Regions from separate parts of the Homo sapiens genome. Here region 2 is linked to region 1. A link is an interaction called in ENCODE POLR2A ChIA-PET data of the cell type or tissue named here. Cell type or tissue: IMR-90. All regions are shown on one strand. Links, peaks and the distances in the headings refer to the core of each region. The heading gives the core; the rest is flanking DNA.

Evidence for each region. ChIA-PET counts read pairs that join two places held together with the same protein. Peaks named below come from ENCODE experiments on the same cell type or tissue, not always from the same donor. Only the 100,000 strongest peaks of a DNase experiment are listed, where the experiment ranks them.
Region 2: POLR2A ChIA-PET joins it to region 1 with 15 read pairs; 4 of 35 experiments call an interaction of 5 or more read pairs at or near these places.

What each region holds. Positions count from the first base shown.
Region 1 is chr2:30,457,270-30,469,080 of GRCh38, forward strand. All of the region lies in intron 1 of LCLAT1 (lysocardiolipin acyltransferase 1), which reads left to right. Among named protein-coding and RNA genes, the nearest start is that of LCLAT1, 16 kb to the left of the region's middle. In IMR-90, for the core only: no CTCF peak of the experiment used is centred there; no DNase peak of the experiment used is centred there.
Region 2 is chr2:30,368,510-30,380,320 of GRCh38, forward strand. No RefSeq gene overlaps it. Among named protein-coding and RNA genes, the nearest start is that of LINC01936, 28 kb to the left of the region's middle. In IMR-90, for the core only: no CTCF peak of the experiment used is centred there; a DNase peak (open chromatin) is centred at 5,432; H3K27ac peaks cover 1,365 bases.

The DNA of each region.
Region 1 (11,811 bases), core at 1,382-9,381:
TGGATCCTTATCTAAAAGAAAAAAAAGTGTAGCAGTTCAGATCTGTGTAAGGAAAATTTGTGAAAGTCTGAAACCTAACAAAAGGATTACTGAATAGCTTCAGTGGAACCCAGGTGCTGGCTAGAGCAATTTTCTTGGTTACTACTCTGTAGTCTGTAGCTTTCATTGTTTTTGATGTATTTTACAACCTTGTAAGTTGTGAATAACAATAATACAAATTATTCTTGCCCTTTTACATGCAAAGGATGTTTGTTGGAAGTACAATGGTTTTCTTTTTCTCTTTTGTGGAAGAAGCCAGTTTTTTATCTGTTAAGCAAATTCATTTCAGTATTTCCCATTGCCTAAGTATGTGTCTGCTCTTTGGATTCTCATTTGAACCAATTGGAACATCTTATTTGTTCCCTAATTAGAGTTATAGATAGAGGTGTTGATTTTATATTTGCATGAGAGACACAGTGCCACCTTTTTGTTTGTTTCTTTCAGTTATCCTTTAACAGATTGAACTCCAAATTTAGCCTGAGTTTGAATCCCATTTACTGTTGCGATTTGGGTCACGGAATTTTATTTTTTAACCTAAGCGTGTGTTACTTCCTATAAAAAGGAATTTATAGTATTATTTTCTTTGCATGGTTAGTGTGAGGATTAAAAGAGATGTTGTAAGTTACACACTTCTCATAGTACCTCGTATAACATAAGAATTCTTTTTAAAAAACTCTTTATTAGAAGACTGTGGGCAACTAATTTTGCCTTCCTGAGACTTCATTTCATATTGTTAAAAAAAAAAAAAGAGGCAACTTTTCACTTGGTTGTTAGGTTGTAAGTTTCACTGGCAATAATTGGAAAGAATAGAGTGTAGTAGCTGACAATAGTTGCTTTTGGAGAGGTAGACATTTCTAATATGCAGTGACCTTGCTGCTCTGAGAAAGGGAAATGTAGAAGTTTGATATGGTGAGCAGTTAGTTAGAATAGCATCCTGGTAATTCAATTCAGTAAACAGTGGTTGAGAAGACCCTGCTCTGTCTGGCTTTGTACTAGGAAGAAGCATTAGGGCTGGAAGTGTGCTATGATCTTTTTGCTTTAAAACAATTTGGAGGGTGGATCTTGATAGACAGAAGGCTTTAGTGCTGCCAAGGACCTTGGTAGATTTGGGCATGCTCCTCAGGGAGTAGGAACTGGGAAGGGTTGGATTTTGCCTAATCTAGGAATAGCTGTTGGGAGTTTCAAGAGCAATTTTTGGATGAGTAGGGAGGTAGGGTGATTGAGGAAGAGGGAGGAACTGGAATGATGTCTCAAGGATGTTATTTAAATTGACTTTTCCTTCTGACCCTCAGTATTTATTGTTTTACTTAAGTGTTTTATTGGGAGTGGAGAGTGATGGTGGGTGGAAGTGGAATATACCTGGTGAACTGGTTGAGTCTGAAGAAAGGATACTCAGAAACTGAGAATTTAAATCTCCCAAAATCAGTACTGGTCCAAGGGAAAACCTTGGTCTACTGTGAATAGTGTAGTTGGATTGGGTTGGTGGGTCCTTCAAGACAGGGGCATTCCCAGCTACTATGCCATTAGGATAATGAAAGTAAGCCTCAGTGCAAAGTCTACTGTGTGAATGTAAGAAGCTTACCTATATACCTATAAATGTAGGTATGTATATACTTATATTTATAACTGAGTAACATTCATTCTGATATAAGGAAATTACTATAAACAAAAGCAAGAGTTTCTCTACTGCAAACGTATTTTAAAGTTTTATGCAAAATAAAATGGTTTTTGTAATTTGGCAGTAGAATCAGGATCCAGGAAATGAGCAGCATGTGGTCATGCTTGCTTTCCTTCTTTAGGAAGGTCTTTGGGTTCCTCTAGCCATCTTTGAAACTTGAATACCCTATGTGTTACAAAGTGTGGGGGAAAGGAGCTGCCCCTTACCTGTTTTTTCTTGGGTTGGGATCTAGGCTGTGATTTTGCCCTTGCTGTTCACATTCTGGCTCAGGGAGAAGCAGAAGCTCCAAGGACCTGGCCAGTGTTAACATTTCAGCTGCCCTCTCTCTCTGGAACTTTGTAGAGGTGGCATGCATATTGGGCTCTCACCTCAGTCTTTTGGCATTCCCTTCCTAAGCACTATGACCCAGCTTCCTGAGTTGCCCTGTGCATTAATCCATTCAGTACTCAGATGTTTCAGGTCCCTGGGCCCGTAATCTGTTTACTCCATGAACCATCTGATGAGCCCGGTGCACTGTTCCCAAACTCTGCTTTCTCTTTTTTTCTCCCATTTGTCCTGTTCACAGGCTGAAAAACAGAGTGGGTACTCTCTTCTGGGAAGCTGGCAACAAATGGATGATGTGATATATGCATTCCAGGGGAAGGGAAATTGTGGTGCTTCTGAACCCATGGTCAATTAACGAGGCAGTTTCTAGCTACTGCACGTACTTCATAAAGCAGGACTCTAAAAGCTTTGGGTAAGTCTTTGTAATGATTTAGATGCTTGAGGTTTTTGTCTTGCTTCATATATCTGAACACAAAGCTTTTTGAATTGATCATAGTTTGTTCCTGTTTATGTTGTATTGTTGACATGTTCTATGCTTGTTCTATAACCTTTTCATTGAAAAATAAGCATTCATTTCTATTGGAGGGAGATAAATGTCCTTTTTTAGAAAATAAAATAACACATTTCTGTGAAAGAACAAACCCAGCATTTCTGTTTGGCATTTGGTTGTGTGATTCTTTTTGGATCTTTATTTTAAAGATTAGGTACCATTTTGTTTAGAGTCGAAAATATTAAATTTTTTGGAGGTTATCCCTTACACTTTCTGCTGCATGCAGTAACTTGCTTTTGTTTGACATAGGAGCTTATGTGATACCATTAGCTAGTATCCTCCTTTTGAAACAGTGAGGGTTTGGGGAGTCCAGCGGGGGTTCATCTGTGTGAATAACTGACAACTGATTCTGGCCATGTCCTCTCTCATCTCTAGGCTCATGATCTCCATCTGCCCAGTGTTCATCTGCAATCTCTGGCTGCCACCTCAGTCTCAATTTGATTAAAACTAAATTCATTCTCAATCCCATATTCAGTTACCTGCCAGGTTATGTCTGTCTCTGTTTATTTAATTGTCCAGGCTTGAACCTTCTTAGATAATTTCGACACCCTCCCCCTCAGCCTTTTTCTATTGCTGCTGCTTTTGTAATGCTTTTGATGTTTTTTCTCCTGATCTTTATGCTTGCGTTACTTCAGTAGTCTACTAGTCGGTTTCTGAAATAATAGTCTCCATTTCTTGTGTATGTGATATGATGAAGAATCTATTATATCTGGCTTTTGTCTTCGGTTCCTGACAATGAGCTTCAAAAAATCTTGGGATTTCCTTATAGATGTATCTTTTGTTATTCATAACAAGAGTCTCTTTTGACCACACCTGAGTTTATCCTAATAAGGTGACTCTGGGTGGGCCCTTAGATAGTTCAGGAAAGGAGCTGTCCACATCAGAGAGACCTTGGAACTTTTAGCCCCATCCCCTGGTCTCTGGGGAGGGGGCAGTGACTAGATAGCAGAGCCCAGTCATCTGGCTAGTGATTTAATCACTGATGCCTAGGTCATGAAGCCCCATATAAAAACCCTGGAATAGCAGTGAACATACTGGTTTGCTAGGAAGATGACACCTGGATTTCTTCAGGGGAGAGCAGGGAAGCTTTGCATCCCTCTGCCCTCTTTCCTAGACCTTGCCCTTGCTCTGTGCACCTCTTCCATTGGGCTGTTCCTGAGTTGTAGCCTTTATAATGAAACTGTGATTGTATAGTGCTTTCACTGATTTCTGTGAGAATCGTTGAAACTGAAGGGAGGTTTTGGGAATCTCTGAATTTGTAGCCAAGTTGGACATTAGTGTGGATAGCATGGGGATAACTGAAGTGAGGGCAGTCTTGTTGGAAACCTTGCTCTTTAACTTGTGGGATCTGATACGAACTCCAGGTAGTGTCAGAATTGAGTTGAATTGTAGGACACCTAGTTGGTGTCAGAGAATTGGTCTCAGAGTGCAGTGTGCTTACCCTTTGACAGGCATTGTGGTATGTGCGCTGCATGCATTATTTCATGTAATGCCCACCATGGTAAGACCTAGATTTTTTTTTATTTGTTTCTAGTTAGTTTTTGGTGTTTTTGTTGTTGTTGGTGTTTTGTTTGTTTGTTTTTTGAAACGGGGTCTCACTATGTTGCCTCCACTTGTCTTGAACTCCTAGGCTGAAGCGGTCCTCCTGCCTCAGCCTCCTGAGTGGCTGAGACTACAGGTGTGTGCCACCAGGCCTGGCCCAGGTCTGATTTTATCATCTTTGTTTTACTGGTAAGGAAAGCCATAACTTGCCCATTGTCACAGAGCAAGGAAGTGTTGGAGAAGTCAGTGCTTTCTGACTTTAAAGCCCTTTACTTAACCCTTTGGGTTGGGCCAACTATCTTCCTTGCTGTAGACATTATTACCCTCCTCTAATCTGGCTGCTGTGGACCACTTTTTCTAAATTAAACTTTTTTTTTTTTTTTTTTGAGACGGAGTCTCGCTCTGTCGCCCAGGCTGGAGTGCAGTGGCGCGATCTCGGCTCACTGCAAGCTCCGCCTCCCGGGTTCACGCCATTCTCCTGCCTCAGCCTCCCGCGTAGCTGGGACTACAGGCGCCCGCCACCACGCCCGGCTAATTTTTTTGTGTTTTTTAGTAGAGACGGGGTTTCACTGTGTTAGCCAGGATGGTCTCGATCTCCTGACCTCGTGATCCGCCCGCCTCGGCCTCCCAAAGTGCTGGGATTACAGGCGTGAGCCACCGCGCCCGGCCTAAATTAAACTTTTATCACATCATTTTTGAACTCAGAACTTTCAGTTACTCTCCATTACTGTAGGATAAAACCCATTATTTGCAGGCAGCCATTCAAGGCCCACTGGAGTCCAATAGGCTCAAATTAATGCTGTCCCAGTCTTTATATACAACAAAAGAAAACAAGCACCTATTGTGTTTCTTGGATGGGGCACTCAGTTTGTATCTCCAGTAAGTTGCACTGGAGATGAAAGTGTATAATTGGAAAGTTAGAGTATATGAAAAGAATGTCCGTATAAAAATAACACATGCTGACCAAGTCAGTAGTACAGGTGATAAGATGCTTCTAGAGTTCAAAAGGGGCACAGCTTCACTAAGCAGGTGTATCTTGAGCTTAGCATTGAAGAGATGGTAGGATTTTGAGAATTGTGACTGAGGGGAGGACCCTTCTGCTCAGGAAGACCATGAGTGAACTGGAAAGGCAGTGCTGATGACAATGAATACTTAAGTTTATCTGGGGGAAACTTCTGAAACCAGGGTCTATTCCTTGTCCCCAGACAAGTTGAAAGTTGCAGCATAGTCTTTTAACTGACAGAGCTTGTGCTAAAGCTTTGTCCTTTGAAGCTAGAGTTGTTTAGAATGAACCAAAATCTATTTCGGGGCTAGCCTGCGTGATAAGGTTGGGTGATTATGTTATAAGAATTACCTTTTTTTGTGTTACGTGAGCTGATCAAAGGAAATTTTAAACTATAAAAGTTCAAAAATTTTTTGGTAGTAGAACATGAGAATAAACATATTCAAAGTAACCAGTCTGAATAGGGAGCATTCTTTAGCATAGATAAGTTTTGGTAAATAGATAGTTTTAAAAAGTCTTCTTTGTACATGAACTCACATCATTATACCCAATCTCTTGGTATTTTTTAGGGTTAGAATCTCTCCTGACCAGCTACTTGGGAGTGCCAGCTACTTGGGAGGCTGAGGCAGGAGGATTGCTTTAGTTGCTCAGGAGTTCAACACCAGTTTGGGCAACATAGCAAGATCCTCTCTCTTAATAAAAAAAGTCAACTTGAATGCTATATAAGTAATATTTATACATTTATATATTTATAAAAAATATATGAAGAACAGATCAGAATTACATTACTCAGAGATAGTTGATAACCATGTTTATTTTTATTATGCTACTTTTATTTATGTCATTACCTATACAATTTTGTAACCTACTTTTTTCACTTTATATTATTAGGATTTTCCCATGTCATAAGATTTTTTGAAAACATGGTTTCTATTAATATATAAACGTTATCATACATAGAGATTTCTTTTTTTGTTTTCTCCTTTAATTAAAAACAGAGTCATTCATTATTTTGTAAGTTGCTTTCTTCACTTCACGGGTCATGTCTACCTTTCTGAATGACTGCTTATGTTAATGTATAGTCAGCCCCTCTGTATCCACAGGTTTTGCATTCATAGATTCAACCAACCATGGATCAAAAATATTTGAAAAAGAATTGCCTCTGCACTGAACATGTACAGACTTTTTTCTTGTCATTGTTCCCTAAACAATATAACTATTTATATAGCATTTACATTGTATTAGATACTATGAGTAATTTAGAGATAAAGTATTTTGGAGGATGTGAGCAGGCTATATGCAAATATGATGTCATTTTATATAAGGAACTTGTGCATATGTTGATTTTGATGTCCTCAAGAGGCCCTGGAACAGATCCCCCATGGATATTAGATGACTGTGCTTCACTTTTTAAAAACTGGTTGCATAATATTCCAGTTATATGGCTATGCCATAATTTAACCATTTCTCTGTTGATGGACGTTTATACTATTTCTAATTTTCACATACAAATAGTGCCTCCGTGAGCATTTTTATCTTTTCTTACTTTTATGAGTACTTTTGTAGGATAGATTAGAATGAAATTATTGTGTAAAAATGTATATGTGTTTTATAATTTGCCAGCCATGCTGAATTTGCCTTTTAAAAGGGCTCTATCAGTTGATTCTCTTAGCAATTGTATGTTTGAGGCCTTATTTTCCTATGCCCTCACTTTGCTGGATACTATCATTGTCAAATATGAAAAAGTAATTGGAAACATGGTGTCATGCTACATATTAGTCTGATTTCTTTCCCTTTTTTTTTAGTGTTCATTTTTGTATGTGACTCTTGATTCTTGGCCCATTTTCCTATTGTAATTCTATAATGTTTTCATATTTTACATGTAACTCTTTAATTCATCTGGAATTTATTTTGATTTTATGGAATGAAACTGCTTGATTCTGGAGGAGATTCAAGGGCTAGTGGGTCTTGAAATTGTGTGTCTGGAAAAATTTAGAGGATAAAAATAAATTTTGCTGCCTTTGGAAAGTAGTTTGTCTCAAATTTATTTAAAAACTTAGTTTATTATTACCCAACTCTATAAAGTATGTTGGGGCAATAAGAAAATCTTGCCAACAAAAAGACCCCTTCTTACCAATGTAGAAGAGAAAGAACGCTCTGTTTTTATTTGCATGTCAGATACGTGCAGATAGGTAGTTTGAGACTACAAAATTTGAGCAGAATTTAACTCATACAGTGAAACAGACAAAACTTCTCTTGTATTCTTGGGGCAAATGGATATACCCTGTGATAGTTTCCTGTGCACCTGATGAAATTCCCGAGTTAATTTCAGTGGTGTTTGTTTGCAGTGTCTAGGGTCAGAAGGCCTATGACCTTGTCATTGTAAATCTGGAGACTAGGATAGTATCTAATTCCTGACGAAAAGGCTTGGCCTATTAGGGTTTTTTTGTTTTTGTTCTTTTTAAATTTTTATTTACTTTTTGTTTTATTTTTTACATAGAGATGGAATTTTGCCATGTTTCCCAGGCTGGTTTCAAACTCCTGAGCTCAAGCAGTCTGCCCACAAAGAGCTGGGATTACAGGCATGAGCCACCATGCCTGGCCAGGCCTGTTAGGTTTTTAAAGAGATCCTCTGTGGTAGGCTGAAAATGGTTCTCTAAAATATTCAAGTCCTAATCCTGGAACCTGTGAAATGTTACCTTGTATGTTAAAAAAAATGGTTTTTGTAATTAAATTGAGGATCTTGATGTCTAGGGCACTTATCCTGGATTATGTGAGTGGTCCCTAAAAGCAATCCTGTGTATGTTTATCAAAGTGAGGCAGAGGGAGATTATACGTACACAGAGGAGGAGGAGGCAGTTGGACCAGGAGGTAGAGATTTGAGTGTTAACGGCCACAAGTCAAGGCATTCCCACAGCCATCAACAGCTGGAATAAGCAAGGAACAGATTCTCACCTGGAGCCTTTGGAGGGAGTGTGACCTTGCTTTTGTTCTAATGATACTGCTTTCAGACTTTTTTTGGCCTCTAGGAGTGGAAGAGAATAACTTTCTGTTTTAAGCCACCAAGTAACTTGTTACAGCAGCGATAGGAAACTACTGTACACCCTAAAGACAAAAGGGCTGTGCCCCTTTTATTAAAACAAGAAAGATTCATTCATTATATTTACTATGTTAATTATTGTGAATAGCACTTAATTCTTATCTACTCTTTGCTAATCACCGTTATTTATTGGTTCTCAGTGTTGAATAACAGGCTAAACACTCTACCAAAATGACATTAAAATGAAAAGTTAACCTCAATAGTAAAGTTAATAAGGAAATATTTTGACTTTTTTTAAGCCTGGAAAGTGAGTAATTTAGAATCATTTATATTATTTTGAGATTTGCTTTTGAATTGAGGACAATAAAGTGTATTTATTTCTCTTATTAGTGAAGTGGCATGAAAGAACAAAAGTCTTCTTTAACAGAAAGAATTTCAAGTCCATTGCATTTTGTTAAAACTTTCCCCAAATTTTATTTTTTTCAACCAAGTGGTAGATTATATAACTAATGTTACAATTAATTTTTTTCTGATTTTTTTTACTGACATATAATTTCTTATATTTTTGATAAAGTAACTCCTTAGAGTTGTCTAGATGAGTTGTATTTTTTCAGTTTGCTGACAAACTATTTTTCTTGCTTTATTAAAAATGATTAAATTTCCTAATTCTGCTTTTACCTATTTGATAATTCTTTATTTTATTAGAATTGTTAGGACTTTGTAAATTTTTTCATAAAGAACCAAGCTCATTTTAAAGTTCCGCTGTTTTTTCTGTGTTTTCTTTTTTTCTTTTCTTTTCTTTTCTTTCTTTCCTGCTTTCTTTTTTTTTTCTTTGAGACAGGGTCTCACTGCCACCTAGGCTGGGCTGGAGCTCCTAGACTCAAGTGATCCTCCCACCTTGGCTTCCCAAAGTGCTGGGATTGTAAGCATGAGTCAATGTGCCTGACCCTTTCTGTGTGTTGTTATCTAATCAATCATTTTTACTGTCATCCATATTTCTATTTTTGTTTTTTAATCACACCTTTTATTTTAAAAATTTGACTGCTTGATTTTAAAATTTGCATTGCTTAGTTTATGTTCTGTTTATTTAAATACTATTTTAGAAACTATTTCAGTACAGCTTTGTATGAATCCTGTAACTTTTGATATGCGATGTCTTTATATTTTTTCTAAATATTCTGTTGCACTGGTTCTAAACTTTGGTGAATATCAGTCTCAGCTGGCAGGCTTATTAAAAATGCAGATATTCCAATTCTACTTAACACTGGGTATAGGGCCTGAGCTTCTGCATTTTTAACAAGCTCCCCACCCCCTGGTAATCTGGATTAACATCAGCATATGGGAACTACAAGTCTTATATATTTTTAATTTTTTCATTAATTCAACAGTTATTTAGGAAGGCTTAAGAATTTCAAATCTTTAGGGTTGTTTGTTTTGAATTACTCTTAGTTTTATTGTATTATAATCAGAAGCTTGCCCTGCAAAATTTATTTTTTATTTTTTTTAAATTATACTTTAAGTTCTAGGGTGCATGTGCACAACGTGCAGGTTTGTTACATATGTATACATGTGCCATGTTGGTGTGCTGCACTCGTTAACTCGTCATTTACATTAGGTATATCTCCTAATGCTATCCCTCCCCTCTCCCCCGACCCCACGACAGGCCCCGATGTGTGATGTTCCCCTTCCCGTGTCCAAGTGTTCTCATTGTTCAATTCCCACCTATGAGTGAGAATACGTGGTATTTGGTTTTTTGTCCTTGCAATAGTTTGCTGAGAATGATGGTTTCCAGCTTCATCCATGTCCCTACAAAGGACATGAACTCATCCTTTTTTATGGCTGCATAGTATTCCATGGTGTATATGTGCCACATTTTCTTAATCCAGTTTATCATTGATGGACATTTGGGTTGGTTCCAAGTCTTTGCTATTGTGAATAGTGCCACAATAAACATGTGTGCATGTGTCTTTATAGCAGCATGATTTATAATCCTTTGGGTATATACCCAGTAATGGGATGGCTGGGTCAAATGGTATTTCTAGCTGTAGATCCTTGAGGAATCGCCACACTGTCTTCCACAATGGTTGAACTAGTTTACAGTCCCACCAGCAGTGTAAAAGTGTTCCTATTTCTCCACATCCTCTCCAGCACCTGTTGTTTCTTGACTTTTTAATGATCGCCATTCTAACAGGTGTGAGATGGTATCTCATTGTGGTTTTGATTTGCATTTCCCTGATGGCCAGTGATGATGAGCATTTTTTCATGTGTCTGTTGGCTGCATAAATGTCTTCTTTTGAGAAGTGTCTGTTCATATCCTTCGCCCACTTTTTGATGGGGTTGTTTGATTTTTTTCTTGTAAATTTGTTTGAGTTCTTTGTAGATTCTGGGTATTAGCCCTTTGTCAGATGAGTAGATGGCAAAAATTGTCTCCCATTCTGTAAGTTGCCTGTTCACTCTGATGGTACTTTCTTTTGCTGTGCAGAAGCTCTTTAGTTTAATTAGATCCCATTTGTCAGTTTTGGCTTTTGTTGCCATTGCTTTTGGTGTTTTAGACATGAAGTCCTTGCCCATGCCTATGTCCTGAATGGTATTGCCTAGGTTTTCTTCTAGGGTTTTTATGGTTTTAGGTCTAACATTTAAGTCTTTAATCCGTCTTGAATTAATTTTTGTATAAGGTGTAAGGAAGAGATCCAGTTTCAGCTTTCTACATATGGCTAGCCAGTTTTGCCAGCACTAGCACCATTTATTAAATAGGGAATCCTTTCCCCATTTCTTGTTTTTGTTAGGTTTGTCAAAGATCAGATGGTTGTAGATGTGTGGTATTATTTCTGAGGGCTCTGTTCTGTTCCATTGGTCTCTCTCTCTGTTTTGGTACCAGTACCATGCTGTTTTGGTTACTGTAGCCTTGTAGTATAGTTGGAAGTCAGGTAGTGTGATGCCTCCAGCTTTGTTCTTTTGGCTTAGGATTGACTTGGCAATTGCCCTGCAAAATTAATTGAAATTTCCATTGTGGTCATTTGTAAATGACCTCCACTGTGGATAGTTGGGAAAAAAAATAGCCATTTGATATATATCTGTTTTTTTTTTAATTGAGGTGAAATTTACTGTACAAGAAATTAAGCATTTTAAAGTGGACAAATCAGTGGCATTGAGTACATTCATGTGTTGTGCCACCACCACTGCTGTCTAGTTTCAAAACATTTTTATCACCTCAAAGGAAACTGTGTACCATTAAGCAGTTGCTCCCTTCTACCCAGCCTCTGGCAACCACCAGTCTGCTTTCATTTCTATGGATTTGCCTATTCTGAATATTTCATATAAATGAAATTATGCAATACGTGACCTTTTGTGTCTTCTTCACTTAGTATAATGTTTTCAAGGTTTATTTAACTCTTTGAGAAACTGCTATTTTACATTCCCACCAGCAATATATGAGGGTTGCAAATTTTCTGCATCCTTACCAATGCTTGTTATTTTCCATTTTTAAAATTGTGCCCATGCTAGTGGGTATATAGTGATATCTCATTGTGGTTTTGATTTGCATTTCCCCAATGATGTATGATGTTGAGTAGCTTTTCTTATGCTTATCAACCATTTGTATGTTTTCTTTGGAGAAATATCTATTCAAGTCCTTT
Region 2 (11,811 bases), core at 1,935-9,934, 88 kb before region 1:
GCTCCTCTGCTCCCTGTCCTTGGCGCCATCTGCTCTGGATCACAGGTCCAGCCCAGGAGACTGGACAGCTGCCCTCCTGCTGGAGGCCTGGGCTTGTGCCTGAGCTCAGAGAGGGCTGTCAATGATTGGTGGCTATGGGGCAAGACCAAGTCCTTGGTCCGTGGAGAGATTTGTGCACTTAGGGGACCAGGAGGGACCGGAGCTGGTATGGGAAAAGAGTTGTGGTGAGAACACCTGAGGAACCAGATTCTCTCAGCTCCATCACTCAATTGTGTTGGGACCCTGAGCAAGTCATGTTCCTTCTCAGGCCCTGGTTTCTTCATTGTTAAAATGAAGAGGTTGGATCAAACAATCATTAAAGTCCCTTTTAGCTTTATTATTTTTAGGCTACAAATTCCTGGCTTTCTTTTTTTTTTTTTTAATCCAAGACGGAGTCTTGCTCTGTCGCCCAGACTGGAGTGCAGTGGCGCGATCTCGGCTCACTGCAACCTCCACCTCCAGGGTTCAAGCAATTCTCTTGTCCCAGCCTCTCGAGTAGCTGGGATTACAGGCGCATGCCACCACGCCCTGCTAATTTTTGTATTTTTAGTAGCGACAGGGTTTCACCATGTTACCCAGGCTGGTCTCGAACTCCTGACCTCGTGATCCACCTACTTTGGCCTCCCAAAGTTCTGAGACTAGAGGCATGAGCCACTGCACCTGGCCAGTTGCTGGCTTTCTTACAAGGCTCATAGTTCTGTAAATAGGAGCACAGTTTAGCACGTTTCAGTGGATGGGATGGGGCACCGGCTGGAAGAGGGTCCTCTTGGCCACCACGGTGTGGCAGCAGAAATGGAGTGTGGCATGTGTAGGTAGTGAACCCCTGAACCCCTGATCAATGCAAGGTTTGATTTCCCTAGTCAGAAGGCTCCTCTAGGTACAAGGTCATTTTCTTTATTTTTCTGTAATTGGTCTCATTTTTCATTTCAAGCTCTTATTTTGGCTGATGCAGAAAAACTAGTATAGTTACTTCCAAGTAAAACAGTCCCTTAAGTCATTTTCTCAATCATTTTAGTATTCAATTCTATTAAATTTAAGATTTTCATTCTTACTCACTCCCCAGAGTTGATGCCAAGGGCGGGATCTGGAGCATCCATGGAAAAGGGAGGCTATGTCTCTGCTCAATCTGCCCCGAGTTCTTTTTTTGAGATGTAGCATGTTTCTGTCTGGTCCTTAAACACGTCCCTTTTCCAAGCCATTACAGGGGCTGCCCTTGTTCAATCCTGGCAGATGCTCCCTTTGGCAGCGTCCTCTCTGCTCCATGCCCCCATTCCTGCTGAAAGCCCCTTTGCAGGCTGGCAGCTTCCTGGAGGTTACTCTCTGTGCTCACTTCCACCCCCTGGAAGAGCCATGTAAACCTGGATGTTTGGGGTGAGAAGGAGGGCTAGGGGTAGGATGGGGGTCAGGGGTTCTCTGCCTAGACATGCCACATTCTACTTCTGCTCTGCAGCTTCCACACCATGGTGCCAGAGGACCCTCTGAGGCTCAGCACCACTCGAGGCTTTCCCAGGGAAGTGACACATGGTCCTCACCTCCCTGAACCCCGTCCTTGTAGGAGTGTCCTGTCATCTCCTCCACGCCAAGACCCAAAAGGAAACAGGTCTCAGGCCTCCCAAGATGCATCTAGCTCCCTAAACTCTCTTGCTCCTCTCCAGCTTAGAGGGTATTGATCTGGGGTGGGGCAGGGGACAGGGAGAACTATTAAATAAAGATTTTACATATCATATCTTTTCAAAATAATTTCAACTTTCGGCCAGGCACGGTGGCTCACACCTGTAATCCCAGCACTTTGGGAGGCCGAGGCGGGTGGATCACCTGAGTTCAGGAGTTCGAGACCAGCCTGACAACATGGTAAAACCCCATCTCTACTTAAAAAAAAATACAAAATTAGCCAGGCGTGGTGGCGCATGCCTGTAATCCCAGCTACTCGGGAGGCTGAGGCAGGAGAATCGCTTGAACCCGGGAGGCGGAGGTTGCAGTGAGCCAAGATCGCTCCATTGTACTGCAGCCCGGGCAACAAGAGCGAAACTCCATCTCAAACAAACAAACAAAACAAACAAACAAACAAACAAACAAATTCAACTTTTATTTTAGATTCAGACTCCATGTGTAGGTTTGTTACATGGGTTTATTGTATGATGCTGAGGTTAGGGGTACAAATGATCTGTCACCCAGGTAGTGAGCACAGTACCCACTAGGTACCCATCACTCCTGTCTCACACCTGCATTGAGGCCTTGGGCCTCAAAAGTCAAGTATTTGGTATCTTTGTTATGTGGTTCCTTTGAGACTACTACCCTTTTTTGCCTGACTGGGAAAAAAAAAAATCACACATCTGTTAACACTTCCAATATCAAAGACTCTGGAAAGTGCTAGTCAAGGGTCAGAGCTAGTCCTAGGTTCTGAAATGCCTTTGACAATAATATGGAATTGCTAGTGTCCAAAAAAAAAAAAACAAACCTCACAAAATCAAATAATCCAAAGGCTCTATAGTAAGTACAAAGCACAAATCCTTCACCTGGACTTGAAGGTCTTCTTCTTCATGGCCCATCCCAACTTTCTTTAGAAACTTCTCAGTTTCTGATAGTTGGAGCACAGAGGGCAACAGGGTGAAAAAAAATGAGGCTGGGGAGGCAATAGAGTACCAGCAATAGGTGGGAGAGTACATTTGGTTTGATGTAGTCAACTGGTTGGTACTCACTTCTTCAATCCTTTCCTGTCTCGAATCCTGAGAGGAGGGTTGGACTTTTTTCATGCCTTCTATAGCATCTGATATGGTTTTCCTGTGTCCCCACCCAAATCTCATCTGGAATTATAGCTCCCATAATTCCCACATGTTGTGGGAGGGACCTAGTGGGAGATCATTGACTCATGGGGGTGGTTTTCCCCATATTGTTCCCTGATAGTGAATAAGTCTCATGAGATCTGATGGTTTTATAAGGGGAAACCCCTTTCATTTGGTACTCATTCTCTCTTCCCTGCCACCAAGGAAGATGTGCCTTTTGCCTTCCACTGTGATTGTGAGGCTTCCCCAGCCACGTGAAACTGTGAGTCCACTAAACCTCTTTTTCTTTATAAATTACCCAGTTTTGGGTATGTCTTTATCAGCAGTGTGAAAACAGACTAATACAGTATCTAGCTTGGGGCTTTGCATAAAGTAAGCACTCAATTAATTCTTGTGTAGTAGTTGACCAAAGATAGGCGTTAATAAAGGTTTAGGAACCTGGTTCTATGTAGAGATACTTTGAAAATTAAAGCATGCACTTCCAACCACGTGATCTCTAAGTTTATGGCTCTGCAGTTGCTATTTTATAGCTAAAACAAAATACTCATTAAAAACTAATAGGAATGTGTAAAATCAGCACGGGCAAACCTCAACTGGCAGGCAGGAAAATCTGGCTCCTCGAAGCCTGCCTGGGTCCATGGTCCAAACATGCTTTGGGTGGAGATCCAGAGGTGAAAAGTCATTTGCTTCTGGGAACAAGAAACTGAATCAAACCCAAAGTAGCAAGTTTGAGCTCTCAAGGGCAAAATGACATTGCATGCCTCAAATGGCTGTGGGTTGCCAGCTTAAATTATTGCACAAACACATTCACGCAATGGGAGTTGAGAGAGGCAGCCAGTCCTAGCTGGAGTAATTCGGGGAAAGGTGTAGGATGTGAGGCTTGAGCTTGGTTGGGCCACAGCCACGTCAGGGGAAACCAGGGCTTCCCAGAACCCATCCTGTCTGCTCTTCAGATGCCCAATGGCCTCCTGACTCTCCTTCCTTCCAGCCACTCTCTCTCCCACTTCCCCCTGCCTGTGCCCACCACTTAGCTGGCTGCACCTTCTCAACACACTTTCTGTCACCTCCTTACACACACATGGGCCATCTCTAAGCTGAACACTCTCTTCTGTACTAAACAGCTTTGTCAATTCATTTCTCAGCAATTTTTTCTTTTTTTTTTTTTTTGAGATGGAGTCTCACTCTGTCGCCCAGACTGGAGTGGAGTGGTAAGATCTCAGCTCAGTGCAACCTCCACCTCCTGGGATCAAGCGATTCTTCTGCCTCAGCTGTAGCTGGGGTTACAGGCACCCGCCACCATGCCCAGCTAATTTTTGTATTTTTAGTAGAGACAGGGTTTCACCATGTTGGCCAGGATGGTCTCAATCTCTTGACCTCGTGATCTGCCTGACTTGGCCTCCCAAAGTGCTGGGATTACAGGTGTGAGCCACCATACCCAGCTTCTCAGCAATTTAGAAATGCTAACTGAAAATCTTGTTTTCTGATTAAACACCATCCTTAGATATTTTCTCCTTTTACCCCACATCTCTCCAGATCCTTCTCCTGACCCCATCCCATCCATCCTTCCATTGTTTTATTTGGGAGTTGAATGAGTTTTCTAGAAACATGCCATAGAAAGAAATTCCTCAGAGGCAATGCAATAAATTATCTGAGTTATGCATGAGTGATGGAGCCTTTTGGTTGGAGACATAAAGAATGCTGATCATGGAAAAACAAAATTCAAGAGGCCAAATTTTACAGGGAGCAATTAGTATTAAATGAGAACATGTCACAGGCACTGGGGCATTGGAAACTGGCTGCCCCAGCCTCCTTTTTGTAAGCTGAGTTTACTAAATGGAACATAATGATATGTAACCAAAATGCTGAAAGACCATTTCTTTGCTAAGGAGATCCAGCCAACAAACACAGTGGAAAATAGGAAAATAGCAGTGATACTTTTCACCCTGGGAATTTTTTTTTTTTTTTTTTTTTTTTAGATAGAGTCTTGCTCTGTCGCCCAGGCTGGAGTGCAGTGGCGCGATCTCGGCTCACTGCAGCCTCCGCCTCCCGGGTTTAAGCGATTCTCTTGCCTTAGCCTTCCAAGTAGCTAGGATTACAGGCACCCACCAGCAAGCCTGGCTAATTTTTGTATTTTTAGTAGAGACAGGGTTTCACCATATTGGCCAGGTTGGTCTTGAACTCCTGACCTCAGGTGATCCACCCACCTTGGCCTCCCAAAGCGCTAGGATTACAGGTGTGAGCTACTGCACACGGCCTTTTTTAAATTTTTTAATTTTTTTATTTTTTTATTTATTTTTTCATTTTTAAATCTACCCTGGGTGGAAGAAGATAGACCACAGAGCCTCGGAATGTCCTCCTAGTCCAGAGATTCAGTGGAGAAAGTTCTCTGCCACTCCTGAGCTGGGTGCAGATAAAAATGTCACTTTTAAAGAAAGAAAGCTGGTCATTGTTCAGTTAAATGTTTGCATTTGTGAACATTCTGTTTTGTGTTAAGAGAGGAATTTTTTAAAATAAAAATGTACATTTTCATGGAAATGATTGGTTGGTGTTGTGCCTTCACTGGAAGCCTAAAGAGAAAACTATTTGGGGTGACAAAATGGGAAAAATTAGTCACCAATGATTCACAGAGACTATAAATATGTGGCTATATTGTTCTCTTCTTTATGACCCAGCTGGGATGAGTGGTTTGGGAGGAGGCAGGAAGACACAAATAGTGCTAGAGGGGAGCTGGAGGCCCCACTCCAGGTTTGGCAGCGTGAGCTCACCCCAAAACCTCCTGTCACAGCCTCTCTCTGTCTCAGCACTGGGGCTGCGCGGGCTCAGCCCCTGGCAGCCTGTCCAAAACTTCTGTGGGGCCAGGAAAAAGAACAGGCTAACGGCCCCCTTCGTGTTCTGCATGAAGCTGCCCGTGCTGCCACAAGGGACACCACAGGTTGACGCGCAGTATCTTCGGAGCAGCACAGGGACAGACGTATTGCTAGCTTTGCCATTTCCCAAGCTAGGGAGAAAAGTTAAAGCTGGGACAAGGGGAACTGTCAGCTGACAGAGCTCTGCTACCTGTCCGTGCAAATTCCAGTAACTCATACCCTAAATCCTCCTTACATACACACCACACACACCACACACACACACCCCAACACACCCCAAAATAATTAACTAAATCATTCTTTCACGTATGCACTCATCTACCAGAGCACTGAGCCTCTATGGCATGTCAGGTACTGTGTGGAGCACCAGGGAAGCAATGGTGAGAGCAACTAGCCTGGGATGTCCTCACAGAGCCTCCAGCCTAGTGGGGAAGACAGTCCTAGCCTGGCAATTATTACAATGGAGATTGGTCATTGCCAGGACCAGGAGTTCTGGCAACATGGAAGCACTTAGTAGGCTCAGCCTATCCTTTTATGGGCCAGGAAAGAATTTCTGGACCTCCTGACTGCTCAATAGAATGGGGATTGCCTGTTGACTATTTCTGCCTCCTGATGACCTGCCTTGCTGATCATTTTTCTCTTTTCCCCTGCATCTCCATTGTTTTCTACTAGGTGTATCCCAGGGTCCTGATTCTGGCCTCTTCTCACTCTGTACTCACATCTGAGAAATTGTCAGCTATCCTTGTAGTTTTTAACCCTTCTTCAGTGTATGTGATTCCATTATATATAAAGAAAGAAGCAGGGTCTCACTCTGTCACCCAGGCTGGAGTGCAGTGGTACAATCTTGGCTCATTGCAACCTCTGTCTCCCAGGCTCAAGCGATCCTCCTGCCTCAATCTCCCAAGTAGCTGGGACTGCAGGTGCACACCACCATGCTTGGCTAATTTTTTTTTTTTTTGGTAGATATGGGGGCTTCCTATGTTGCCCAGGCTGGTCTTAAACTCCTGAGCTCAAGCAATCCTCCCACCTTGGCTTCCCAAAGTACTGGGATTGCAGGCGTGAGCCACTGCACTGGCTTTACAATCTATATTCCTGATGCCGGTCAATCCCACATTCCAGAGCCCTCTAGCAACAGCTTCCCCAAACCCTTCAAACTCAACATGTTAAATCTTAACTCGCCGTCTTTTCCTTCAGCTCTGATCCTTAGCTTAGCTGATGTATCGCTACACACCCAGTCTCCCAAGCCAGAAACCTGGATTCCTTCCTGCCCCTCAACTTCCACATTTGACCAGTTCCCAGGCCTTGTTGATTCTACACATGGAATACTTCTCCACCTCTCTTTTCCTCCGCCACCATCCAAGTTGAGGCCTCCCTCCACAGAGCAGAATAGCAGAAACAGCCTCCTACACATGTGTTTCTGCATCTGGCTTCACCCACCAATGCTTCCCATGCACTGTGGCCAAAGCTAACCACATGACTGCCTTTCTTCGTTGATTCTCAGGATAAAGCCAAAGCATCTTAATATACAAGATTCTCCATAATGTGGATCCTGGCCTCCAACTACTTTTCTAGCCCTGTCTCCCAAGATTCTTCTCTTAGTCTTAATTCTCTAGGGGTACCAAGCTGCTGTTGGTAAACACATGTTGAGGACCCCAAAATAAACTCCTCTAGTCCCTCCATCTTATCCCTCTTTTTCCTTCATTTTACTTATCATAATCTAGAATTATCTTGGTCTATTATCTGTTCATTTATTTATTGTCTATCTCCTCTTCCAAAATGTAGGCTCTATGAAAATAGGAATTTTTAAAAACTGTGGTAAAATATACATGACAGGAAATTGACCATTTTAACCATTTTTAAATGTACAATTCAGTGGCATTAAGTGCATTCACATTGTTGTGCAATCATCACCACTATCCATTTCTAGAACATTTTCATCATCCCAACAGAAACTGTGTACCCATTAAATAATAACTCCCCAGTCCCTTCTCCCCTCAGCCCCTGGTAACCCCTCTTTTACTTTCTGTCTTTATGAATTTGCCTATTCTCAGTAATTCATACAAATAAAATCTTGCAATATTGTTCTTTTGTGACTGGCTTATTTCATTTAGCATAATGTTTTCAAGGTTCATCCATGTTGTAGCGGGTATCAACATTTTATTCTTTTTTATATTAAGTAATATTTTATAGCATGTATATGCTACATTTAGTTTATCCATTCAATGATCATTGGTGTACAATTATTTGAAAATAGGAGTCTTGTCATCAGTAATTCCCCATGGTCTGGAACAATGCTGGTGCATAGTAGGTGTTCAATTAAATATTCATTTTGTTCATCCTTGCCTATATATATACCATTACCTCTGCCTAGAAACTCTTCCACTTCTTGCTCTTACAGAAACTGTTTTTAATCCTTCTAAGTACACATTTCACCTTCTCCAGAAAGTCTTTCCTGACAGTCCCCCACCACACATTTTCTTTCTCTCCCTTTTCTCAGTGCTATCATTGTGTTCCATATATAATTTAGGAAAACATTTGCATTGCAGTTCAGTTCTATATTCTAATTTATCGGATTCTACATCTGTCTCATCTGCTTGACTAGAATCTTTTGAGGGATGCTGCCCTAGGCATCTCAGTGGCCTGCAAGTCTAGGACAGTGCCTGGAACAGAGTAGTTATTTAGTGTTTGACGGGTGAGCAAATGAATGAATGAATGAATCCCTTATATCTTCCATAGTCTTTGTCATATATCCAACCACACAGATACGACTCTGGCTGCCCTTTTCCTCAGTTATTTTAATCACTACAGAACTTGTTAACACAAAAAAGCAAGAGGGAGGAAGTTTACAGGCCTAGATAGGAAGGGTATCCAGAGAGGTGGAGTGACCGTCCACATGGCGTGCCTGGAAACATCCCCATTCATACCTGTTGTCCCAGCATAATTGTTAATAGTGACCCCTTTTAAAAGTGTCATAGTTCTGATAATAAATTACATGGCCACTCTACAAAGATAACTAACTTTTACTGACCCACCAGCTGGGAAATGATACCATACCCTCAACCCAGGGGTGGGTAAGTAGCAGGGCCCACCCTCGGGCCTTACCAATTCAGTGTGTTCCTCCAGTTTTCCAACTGCCAGGAGCTGCCTCTATTCACTTGAGGAGTGTTTGAGAAACCACAGAAAGCTTTTCTATCCAAGTGCACACCAGGCTCTAATGGCAGGGAATTGACATCTCCTGGGAGCAGCCTTCACCCACCGATGAGAGGGATATGTATACAAATAGCCTTGCAACTGCACCCCTAAGATGGGATGGCTGTGAGGTATGTCTTTTATGTCATTTCTCAGAACTTCCCCATACGATTATGCTCCGGTTGCACACAGGAGTAACTGCTTGATAACCTAGGGCGCTACTAAGTTACACCGGGCCAACAGGTATAAATTCTTTATTGGTTTTCCCGTCCCTGTTCCACTTCCCCATGCCCCTGCACTTGCCAAATCAACTACTTGCTCTTGAATCCTTGCTTCAGAGTTTGCTTCTGGGGGAGCCTAAACTGGGAGACTCAGCTTCCTTAGTATTACCTTCTTTCATACCCCTTCTGGTGCAACCCCCTCTCAGCCATCCCTGTCCCCACAAGCCTCAGCCCTTCACCTGCCTCCACAGTTCTCCTGCCAGGACCAGTTTTGTTTGTTCGTTGGTTTGTTTTGTTTGTTTGTTTGTTTGTTTGTTTGAGACGGAGTCTTACTCTGTCGCCCAGGCTGGAGTGCAGTGGCGCGATCTCGGCTCACTGCAGCTTCCACCTCCCAGGTTCAAGCAATTCTCCTGCCTCAGCCTCCCGAGTAGCTGGGACTACAGGCACGCACCACCACGCCCAGCTAATTTTTGTATTGTTAGATGGAGTTTCACAATGTTGGCCAGGATGGTCTTGAACTCCTGGCCTCAGGTGATCCACCCACCTCAGCCTCCCAAAGTGCTGGGATTATAGGCATGAGCCACCGCGCCAGCCCAGGACCCATTTTTTTCTTCCCAGCTGGGTCGGTGTGGGACTGGCTCATCAGTAGATAGGAGTGGCCCTGGGTGTAGGAGGCTGAGATTTCCTGTTAGCTGCGCCCAGCTCTGGTCTGGCCACCCTCATCATGGATCCTAATGTCCTTGCAGGTTCTCTAATGTGACACTGCTGAAGAATCAAATACCAATGTCAGTTCAATAGCACCCTGATGATTTACTCCTGGATCCAACTGCACATGTTCACCTCATCATCATTCTACAAGGAGCAGAGGCCACAAGGATGGTCAGGGCTGAAGGAGGAAAGGAAGCTGCCACCTCTGAGGTACCTAATTGATACGTAGTAGACTCTTTGTGGGTGTGGCCTTACAACAACTGTGGAAAGTAAATAGGATTTTCATCAGCTTTTTAGAACTAAATATTTTATCTATGATAAAAGAACGGAATGATTATTATAGAAATATGAAGTGGTGGTGGGGAGTAAAAGATTACCTATAAATCTACCTCCTAGGAATCACTGCTAATACAGCAGTTGCTGGTTTCCTCCTGGCCCTTTATCCACGTGAACCTAATTGAAATCACATTGGCTACCTTTCCTACTCAATATTAGACCAGAAACATCTCTCCTATGCTACTTCATACGCTTCAAAGCTTAGGAGAAAAATGCTTCTCTCTTCCTTGTACATTTTATATGGTGGAGAGAGAATATGTGTTCCACTCCTAGGGACAGACACTGTGGGAGAGATTCTTCCAGCATTGCTGATCGATTCACTCCATTACGAAAATTGAGAAAAGGACAGAGGCAGAGACCTCCTCTTTCTGGTCCCTTTATCTGGGTGTCAAAAAAATCAAGAAGTAACAATAAAATCTTATTATTTTAGGTAGATAAAAAAAAACAAATATTCAGCAGAAGGAGTTAAAGACTATTGTTGCGTCTGGAGACAGGTGACCAGGGGAACTGTTGTTTTTCTTAACAAGCGTTGTTGAACTATTTGTCTTTTTAATCCATGTGTAACTTTGATTAAAATGAAACAAACTCAAAGAGGAAGACAAGGCATGATTTATTGATCTAACAGTAAACGCAGTGTGTTATTAACTTTGTAAATGTCGTTTTTAATGGCTATATATTACCCGATTGTGTGACTATACTACAATTTATTTTTCTATTTTCCTGCTATTGAACATGTTGTTTTTTCCAAACTGTGTTTTTTAGATAGTATTGTGATGAACAACCCTGTGCATAAAGCTTTTTCTGTATTTGAGATATTCCTCATAAGAAAATGACAGTGTTCACCCTATATGAGTGCTTATTTTACCATACTCTAATCAGCTTTGATTAAAATCCTTTTTTACCTCAATTAGGTAATGTATGAAAAATTATTTTCCTTTTCAGCAGTTGAGAAAATGAAAGCTCAGAGACCTCCAACTTTTCTTAGTGTGTGCAAGGTTAATAAGTGGCAGAGCTGGCTTTTAAGCCTGTTCTATCTGATTGCCAAATCCTTATCCCCTCCACTTCTGGCCTCTCAGTAGAAAGGCCAGGTAGAAAGAATGAAATGTCAGGAGAGCTGCATCCCAATCCAGCCTTTTCCATTTTCTAACTAGTACTCTTTTAGTCCCAATTTCCTTGTCTATAAAACACAGTTACCACCCGCCACCACCCTACAAAGAGCTATAAGTACAAAATAAGATCATGAATATGAGGACTCTTAGAAAATTCTAGAAAATTCCATTTGATTATAGGCTTCAAAAAGGCATGGGCCAGCCAGATGTGGTGGCTTATGCCTATAATCCCAGCACTTTGTGGGGCCAACTCAGGAGGATCACTTGAGGCCATGCATTTGAGACCAGCCTGGGCAAGAAAGCAGGACCCTATCTCTATGAAAAATTTAAAATTTTTAAAAATTAGCTTGACATGGTGGTGAGCACCTGTAGTTATATCTACTTAGGAGGCTGAAATGAGAGGATCTCTTGAGCCCAGGAGGTCAAGGCTGCAATGGGCTGTGATCACACCACTGCACTCCAGCCTGAGCGACAGAGAAAGACCCTGTTTCCAAAAAATAAATAAATAATTTTTAAAAGGCATGGGCCTCACATTCTGTTTCCTAGAGAGAGAAAGAGA